Linked DNA regions of Homo sapiens: region 1 is linked to region 2. Evidence: chromatin contacts called from ENCODE Hi-C or POLR2A ChIA-PET data. All regions are on one chromosome and are shown on one strand. The core of a region is the stretch at or near the end of the contact, and the rest is flanking DNA. Distances in the headings are between cores, read along the strand shown.

Evidence for each region. A loop is a pair of places that touch in the nucleus more often than their neighbours do. ChIA-PET counts read pairs that join two places held with the same protein, here RNA polymerase II (POLR2A). Pooled maps may share reads with other maps.
Region 1: a loop to region 2 is called in a map with no recorded cell type, with 7 times the contacts of the local background. The contact joins the enhancer-like site here to the promoter of TSPAN14 in region 2. A Hi-C loop is called at or near these places in 1 of 168 maps with a recorded cell type or tissue (OCI-LY7), 3 of 37 single-sample maps with no recorded cell type and 8 of 50 pooled maps. POLR2A ChIA-PET finds 5 or more read pairs at or near these places in 1 of 52 experiments (naive thymus-derived CD8-positive, alpha-beta T cell).

The regions. Positions count from the first base shown.
Region 1 is chr10:86,398,528-86,402,584 of GRCh38, reverse strand. It overlaps LOC124902473 (a long non-coding RNA gene), which reads left to right. Exons shown (of 2, transcript XR_007062221.1): 2 at 1-604. Among named protein-coding and RNA genes, the nearest start is that of GRID1, 34 kb to the right of the region's middle. RefSeq lists enhancers at 824-1,817, 2,565-2,614, 2,419-2,713, 2,705-2,754, 1,818-2,811 and 1 more and silencers at 1,085-1,144, 1,265-1,314, 1,385-1,434, 2,125-2,174, 2,185-2,414. Within about 2 kb of position 2,589, at least 21 of the 41 ENCODE cell types and tissues checked have a DNase peak (open chromatin) inside an H3K27ac peak, as active enhancers do; they include OCI-LY7, where a contact is called at or near this core.
Region 2 is chr10:80,452,480-80,456,285 of GRCh38, reverse strand. TSPAN14 (tetraspanin 14) reads right to left here and starts at 1,976. Exons shown (of 9, transcript NM_030927.4): 1 at 1,915-1,976. RefSeq lists enhancers at 861-910, 941-1,200, 1,150-1,667, 2,411-2,620 and a silencer at 1,331-2,380.

The DNA.
Region 1 (4,057 bases), core at 1,340-3,839, 5.9 Mb before region 2:
GCTCTATGAAGTCCTCCCAGGCTGCACGGAAGGACGACTTTCTCAGGTCTCTTAGGGATGGAGACTCAGGGACATCAGAACACATCTCAGCGGTGGTGACTAGTCCTCGGATTTCCTGCCATGGTGCTGCCATTCCCACCGCCCGTGCCCTCTGCCTAGGCTGTTCCTGCTGCACCGAACGCCTCCTCCTGCCACCGCCCTCCCTCCTTTCTTTAGAAGCCCCTGCCAGCACCTGAGCTCTCTGCTGATTGCTGTTCCTCCCAGTCTGTGGAAGCTTTGCCCATATGCTTTCCTTAAAAGGGTTCTGGGCAGGGCAGGCGCCCCCATTTCTCAGGGATCCCCTCCAGGACAACGCCTTTTCCTTGTGTCTTCAGCTCTCCTTACCAGATATCTATATATTTGTATATATTCAGTTTCACCAACAACGCATCAAGTACTTTTTTTTTTTTAAGTAAAGAACCGAAGTCATTGAACTGGAGTCCCATTGATTCCCTCCCCCTCGCCTCCCCAAATCTGGCACCTGCCCAAGGTATCCTCAGAACCATTTGGGGTGTCCTTTGGCATTGGATAATAGAAATAAAATTTTACCTCTTTCTACCATAAATTGTACCACGTTTTATGTATTGCTGACCCCCTTCATCTGATTTATTGCTGTTTATTTTAGAATATTTTCTCTTTGAAATTTTTTTTTCAGTAAAAAGTTATGACACCAAGCACAGTGCTCCGAAGGCGGAGGCGGATGAGCGCGGGAGGCCTTCCTTCGTCTCCGTAGGCGACGCCCTCCCACCCCTTCCCTTGTTCTCATGGCACTCCTAGCTACTGGCAAAGGTAGACGCGCCAGTTTCTGCTGCTCCCCCACGGAATGGAAGCCCCAGAGGGCAGGGACCTAGTCTGTCACGTCCCAGGCCTCACCCCAGCTCCTCTGAGGCCCGGGTGCTGGGTCGAGGCATATGCCGGGCTGCGCGGGTGGCGGGGGAGGGGGAGCCCTGGAGCGCGGCCCCAGTCCTGGGAGAGGTGTCCTTCGAGGAAAGGGACAGAAGAAAGTTGAGGACAGAGGTCCAAGGGGAAGAAAGAGGGAAAGGATCGGCGTGAGGAGGACGTCCGGGCGGGGTGGGGAGGGCCCCCCGCGGGGTCGGGCCCACGGGCTTTCTAGGGCGCGTCGCCGCTCAGGGCCACGGGTGTGCTGTCAGCTCCCGTCCGGCCGCCCGGACGCTGTAACCTCCTCCGAGGCTGGCCCTTCTGGCTCGAGACAAGCTCGGGCCTGGCACGGAGCAGCGGGAAGGGCGGGAGATTGCCCCTAGTGGACTCCAAGTCCAGCTCCTGTCCCTGGGCGCGTCTCGACACTTGCTGGGTCACGGAGGAAACCGGGTCTCGGACCCCAGCCAGCACGGGCGCCCCCCTCGGCTTCGCTCCCTTTACCCAGCGGTGGCCTCGGAGGCCCGGGTGGGGCGCGCCGCTCACCTGGAGAGGAGGCTAGGGGTCGGGGGGACACGCGCGCCCTTAGGCCCCACTCCTGTCTTCTGCCCTTTTTATTCTCCCCCGCACCCTGGGGCGGGCGGCGCGGGGCCAGGGTTTGCGAGTGTCACCTGCTTTGGTAAGTAGGTGGGCGAGTGACGCACCGCGGCGTCGGCGCCGCCTTCCAGGCGCTCTCTCTGCCTCCAGAGGCGCCGGCACTGCGGGGCCCCAGTCATGCCCGCTGCCTCAGTCTTCCAACCCGAAAAGTGGGTGGGCGAAGGAAAGCTCGGCCGAGCTGCGTCTCCAACTCCCTGCTCTCCCCTAGGGGAGCCCACCAGCTCCAATCGCGACCTCTTCTGTCCCCAAACCACAGACCCTAGCCCGCCTCGGGGACCCGGATATGGAAGGGGCGGTGGAGAGCCCTGGCCTTGATTCTCCCTGGGTCGGGAGGGCGTTCCGGCGGCCGTGGGGCTGCAGCCCTTCCTCCCCGCCTGGAAGGTGAGGGTGTGGGAGGAGCGGGAGGGGGCGAGGCCGACACAATCCCCGTGCGACCAGCGGCGGAGCCCAGAGCCAGGTTAGGAGCGCGCTCAGGCGAGCTCGGCGGAAGGCCGAGAAGGTTCATCGGAGGCGGCGGCGAGCCGAGACCAGGAGACAGACGGGGCGGGGTGACGAGGCGGGCCCCACCCCAGGAGCGCGGGGCCACACGGACACCGGCGGGCGGTCTTCCCCGGGATGCGCTGGGATTGCAGGCCTCCAGCGGCCCCGCCCGCCGCCTCCGCCCTCCCGCTCCTGAGCTGCCAATCCAGCGGGTTCTGCCGGTCCTCGGCCGTGCGTCTGGGGTCTGGATTCCCGGCTCCACTCGCCGTGAGCGCGCGTGTCAGCCGACTCGCCCCGGACCGCATGGTGCAGCTCCCGCAGGGCCGCAGCCGCGGGTCGTCGCTGATTGCCAGCTCCGCGCCCACTGCACCGCTGCGCGGCCGCCTAGGGCTCATTGCGCGGAAGTCGGCCTGGTCCCTCCCCTGGGCTGGATGGGCCCGCTCCTCCCGAGCGGTCGTGCTCTGAGTTGAATGCGATAGAGGCTTCTGGGCGCGTCGCGGGCTAGGTCCAGGAGCTGTGATCCTCTCCGAGGTCTCAGTGTGCCCGCAGCGCCCCCTGCAGTGCGTCTCCTGCAAGGGGCCCGGAACACATTCCTGTCCCCGCCAGGCCTGGAGGCCCGAGCGCCTGCTTTTCATCCACTCTGCCCACCCGCCTCTGCGGTCGGCTGCCTTGGGCGCTGGCCTTAGCAGTTCTGAGTTTGAATTCAATCGCCAATACACAGAAAGCCACACAAATGTGAAGATTTGTGAATTATTATCAAATGAACACCTTTGTAACCACTACCCAAGCCAAGAAACAGTACTTTCCCCCAGAATACCTTACCCGTGCTCCTTCCCGATTTCACTCGACTCCCTCCTTCCCAAAGTAGCCACTCTCCTGCCTTTCATAGTAATTACTTACCCGAGTTTTTAAAAAATTGTTGTCACCCAAGTTCGCCTCTCTAGAGGCTATAAATTAGACTTGCTCATTTTGTTAATATATTTTAAGTCTCTTTAATTTGTAGTTTCTTTCTCCATCACTTTCTTTTCCTTGCAATGTATCCTTGGAAGAATCTGAAGAGATTTCTAGTCTGGATTTCACTGATTGCATTCTCCTGGTGCAGTTCAACACATCTCCCTGTTTTCTGCATTTCCTGCAAATTGACAGCTGGATCCAAAGGCTTGATCAGACTCAGGTTCAAGATTTTTGGTGAGACTCCAGGTGGTGGAGTGCTGTTTTGTCAGGAGGCACATAATGTCTGGTTGTCTCTATTTTTTGAGATCTGAGGAGAGACGATGTCCAATGCTTACATTCATTAATTCACTGGGGGATGAAAATGGTGATATACTAATTATATAATTTATTTTTCATTTATCATCTGGGTTGATTTTATAAAGAGACTCTTCTCCTCATCTGCTATTTGGTTACCCAGTGGAACCGTTCACAGAGGAAAGGCGGGTAAATGCTTGTTTCTTTGCATTTATTTATCCGTTTTCAAGATGACGAATTGCTACCCTGTCATCCTCCCAAAATGAAGAGTTAAAAAAATATACCATCACGATGCCAAGGATTTAAATGTGCTAGATGGATTTCAATACGTTGCAGTTACTGTCAGTAGTAACATACAAATTGTCCCCTCTTTGGGCAGCTGGAGCCCTTCAGGTTAATCCTTGGGTCCTTTAGATGTGACCCTAGTAGCCTTTGAACACTTCCTTGTTATCTGGAATGACAAGACATCTTACCAGTTTGGGGTGCTAGGAATCCTCTTCACTTCTTGGTTGATCTTTGTTTCTAGGTCTTTTCAATGGAGGAGCTGTAAATTACATATATGATAAAATACACTGGGAATTTATACTGATGTAACTACGTTAAGTGGAGGACTTCTTGATTACACCTGTATTTCTTTTCTTCCACACTGGGAATCCTGGTTCTTAAGGACACCAGGAATAACTGAATTAGAATCCAATTAGTCATTTGTTTTATTTCAATTTATATACTTACAGGTTCAGAATAACAATATCAATAC
Region 2 (3,806 bases), core at 727-3,226:
GAAGCACCCATGGGCTCAGACCCCCCCCACAACCCCGTCTCCCTAAATGATCCTGCTACGCTGAGATCAAGCTCAGATCAATAAACACTACTGAGCACCTATGCCATGTCCAGCCTGGGTTCTAAGACCACACCAAGTTCATAGCTGGTGAGGGACTTTCCAGACTTGGAATAGTGCCTGCAACAATGCCTCGCACCCCACAGAAATCTCAACCATGCTTTGTTAACTAAACTGAGGATGACATTAGGTGGCCCAAGCAGTGGAGTTCAGAGATGTGGGGATGGATATATCCAGAGTCTCCAACTGAAGTTGGGGTGCAACACAATGAGAAGGAAAGGGAAAATACATCTGGTGGCCCTGGGTTTCCAGGGCCTGTCACTATAACGTTAGGGATCGGAGTGGGATCAGACTGCGCGTGGTGGCTCACACCTGTAATCCCTGTGCTTTGGGAGGCTGAGGTGGGAGGATCACTTGAGCCCAGCAATTTGAGGCTATGATCACACCAGCAGCTAAGGGGATAGAAGGGCATACAGGGCCATTATGGTGGAGTCTGGGCTTCATTCTGGGGGTGCCAGGGCCCAGGAAGATCCCTGGAAAGACGGCCGCCCCCACCAACCACTCGGCTAGCTGAAATGTGGCAAGGACATAGGGGTGCTCCGATGGCCTGTCCCCAGGTTTCCCTTCACAAATAGAGAAGGGTGGCCGGAGCACTCAGCAGGCACTAACTGCTTCTGGACTTCAAGGTCAAGGGGCAAGGGGAAGGCTACTTTTGAGGATTTGGCAGGCCACTCTCTCACTAGCCCAAGAGCAACTCCCTCTCGGAAGGGAGGAAGATCCCCTGGAGAGCAGACCACTGCCAAGAGCACACCTGCAGAGGCTCCAATACAATGCTCTGCACAGCCGCCCAGCACCGCCTGACCTCCCGGATAGCAGCGCCAGCACAGCCAACGAGTGTGTGACACCGCCGCACTCACCACCGCTCTGCGCCCAGCCCCAGGCCAGTACCCGGGCCCACGACTTCCCCCGACTCCCCCTAGCACGGACTGTTTCTCGCCGGAGATCAACTTTAAGTCCCCAAGACAAGTGCTCCTGCGGTCCCAGGGCCAAAGTCCCTCCACACACCCTCACACAGGCACTTCCTACCCACCCGCACCCCACCCCTGGGGGTGGAGGAGAAGCAGCAGCGGCCCGGGACAAGCACAGTCCGCAGCCACAAACCTCACTCTACCAGAACTCCGGCTAGGTCAGGGGTCAGGCTTTGCTCCCAAACACAACCCCACACGACTAACGCGGAGAAGCTGGGTCACCGCCTACTCAAACTCCGGCCGTCCCAAACCCAAGCCGGGCAGAGTGGGACCCACGGCGGCGTGGGAGACTGAGCACAACCACGGCGGGGCAGGAGGAAGGGGCGGCCCGCCCCGGCCTACGCCCACCCCCACCCCGGACCCGATCTCCTGGGAGCCGAGGGTGGGTGACTGAGCCGAAAGGGTGGCCCATCCCCGAGCTCGCTGCTGGGGACGAGAAGCAGAGCCCCGAGCAGCAGCGGCCGTCCAGGCTCCCGTCGCCCTCACCCCGCCCGGCACGGGCGCGCACTCGCCGGGGCGCGCTGATGGGGCGAGGGCTACCGAACCAGGAGTGCCGGCCCCGGGCCCGCCGCGGCTCTCGTCCGCGCGGCGCCGGAGTTCGGCTCAGCGGGGTCCCGGCGGAGGCCTCCAACCTCTAGCGAGCAATCCTGGCAGACAAAGCCAGCGCCGCCCGCGGGGCCGCTCCTGGGCAGGCGGGGAGGGAGGCTGAGGGGCCAAACAGGGACCTAAGGAGCAGCCCTCGCCCCCGGAGAACGCTCGGGGAAGTCGGCCTCAGACAAAGAAAGGGGCAGGGCCCGACGCCCCAGCCAGGTCTCCGCGCTCTACTCACCCGCGCGCGGCGGCGGCAGCGGCGGCGCGGCCCGGCTCGGCCGAGGAAGTTAGAGCAAGTTCCGCGGCGCGGGGCGGGAGGGCGCGACTCGGGCCGTCCGAGCGGCGGGGGCGGGGCGCGGAGGGGCGCGGAGGGGCGGGGCCGGAGGCGCGGCGCCTGCCGTCTGCCGAGGAAGGGGCGCCGCTTCCCTGCGCCGCCCGGTGCGGCCCCGGGCGCCTGGGCCCGCCCTGGCCCCGCCCCTCCCCCAGCCGCCTCGCCCCTCCCCCACCGCACCCCGCCTCCCGGCCCGCGCGGCACCGGGGACCGCGAGGCCGGGTCGCCGGCCCGCCCCTTTGTCCCGCTCTGGGCGGTGCCGGAGGCTTGGGGCGGCCCCGGTCCGCGCCCTCCCAGTGGGTGCGCGGCGCAGGCCGGGCCTGGCCCGGGGCCGGGCACTTGTAGCCGCCGGGAGCGCTCTGAGCCGTTGCGCTGCGCAGACGCCGCTCTGGCCTTGTCGGAGCCGAACCTGGGAGAAGCACGAGCTGTGGGAGGCGGCGTCTCGAGGGATACACGGGATGACCGTGGAGAGCGGGCGAAGGATTAGGAAAATGGCTGTGGTGGAGATAAGAGGCGTTCCTGCCCGGCTTTGGAGCCTGGGGGCGGGGGTAGTCTTCAATCAAAAGAAGGATGGGGAAAAGGTTTTTATTTCTTTGTAAACCAAGGAGTAAGGACACGCTCCTTCTGGCCTTGGTGCTAAAAATACCAAGCTTTCTTTGGATCGTGGCTGAGATTTCTTCCTAACCTTTACGCTAAAGAGGTGGCTGGGACGATTCTTGTGGTGTAGGGGGGTTTCCAGGGACAGCCAGGGGTGGCGCCCCTCTTTGGATCGTGGCTGAGATTTGTTCCTCACCTTTACGCTAAAGAGATGGCTGGGACGATTCCTGTGGGGTAGAGGGGTTTCCAGGGATAGCCAGGGGCGGCTCCCCAGCCTCAGCCTCCCTACCTGTAGAATGAAGCATGCCACACCTCTGTTTCTTAAACTTATTCGGTGGCTGAGGGCCGAGTGGTCTTCTCTGTTGAGTAACACCAAACAGGGATCTATTAAAACTGGGCTAAGACTGGTTGCCACATGCCAGTACAAGCAACCAACAGGTTAATTCCAATGGAAGGAGGAAATCTTGAAATGGAGACTGTTCAGTCCATTCCCAGGTTTGTTTGGGTTGTTTTTTGAGCTAAGGTATCGCTTTGTCACCCAGGCTGGAGTGCAGTGGCATGACCATGGCTCACTGCAGCCTCGACCTCCCGCCTCAGCTTCCCCAAGTAGCTGGGACCACAGGTGCAGGCCACCACACCTAGCTAATTTTTTTTTTTTTTTTTTTGTAGAGACGAGATCTTGCTGTGTTGCCAGTGATGGTCTTAAATTCCTGGGCTTAAGCAATCCTTCCGCCTCTGCCTCCCAGAGTGCTGGAATTACACGCATGAGCCACGGTGCCTGGCTAATTTTATTTGTTTGTTTAATTAAGAGGGATGCAACCTGTCTGTGACAGCCCAGGCAGCTCTGGAAACTCCCTGGGAACCTGTCCATTCATTCAGCAGATAGTGAGTGTTTGTCTGAGTGCCTGATAATATGCCAGGCCCTGTGTGCATGGTGGGATACTTCAGTGAACAAGACAGCTGAGGCCTTTTGCCCAATAAAGTTAATTTTTAGTGGAGAAGACAAATACATAATCACAAGTTGAAGTAAAGGCTGGGACAAAAACAAGGGGCTAGAATAGAGAATAAAAGCTACCTTAGATGAAGCAGTCAGGGAAAGTGAGGAGGCGATGCTGAAATTGAAGTCAAAAGAGTAAGGAGTTAGCCTTGGGAAAAGTTGGGCAGAGACATTCCTCGCTGAGAGCAGTAGGTGCCTTTTCAGG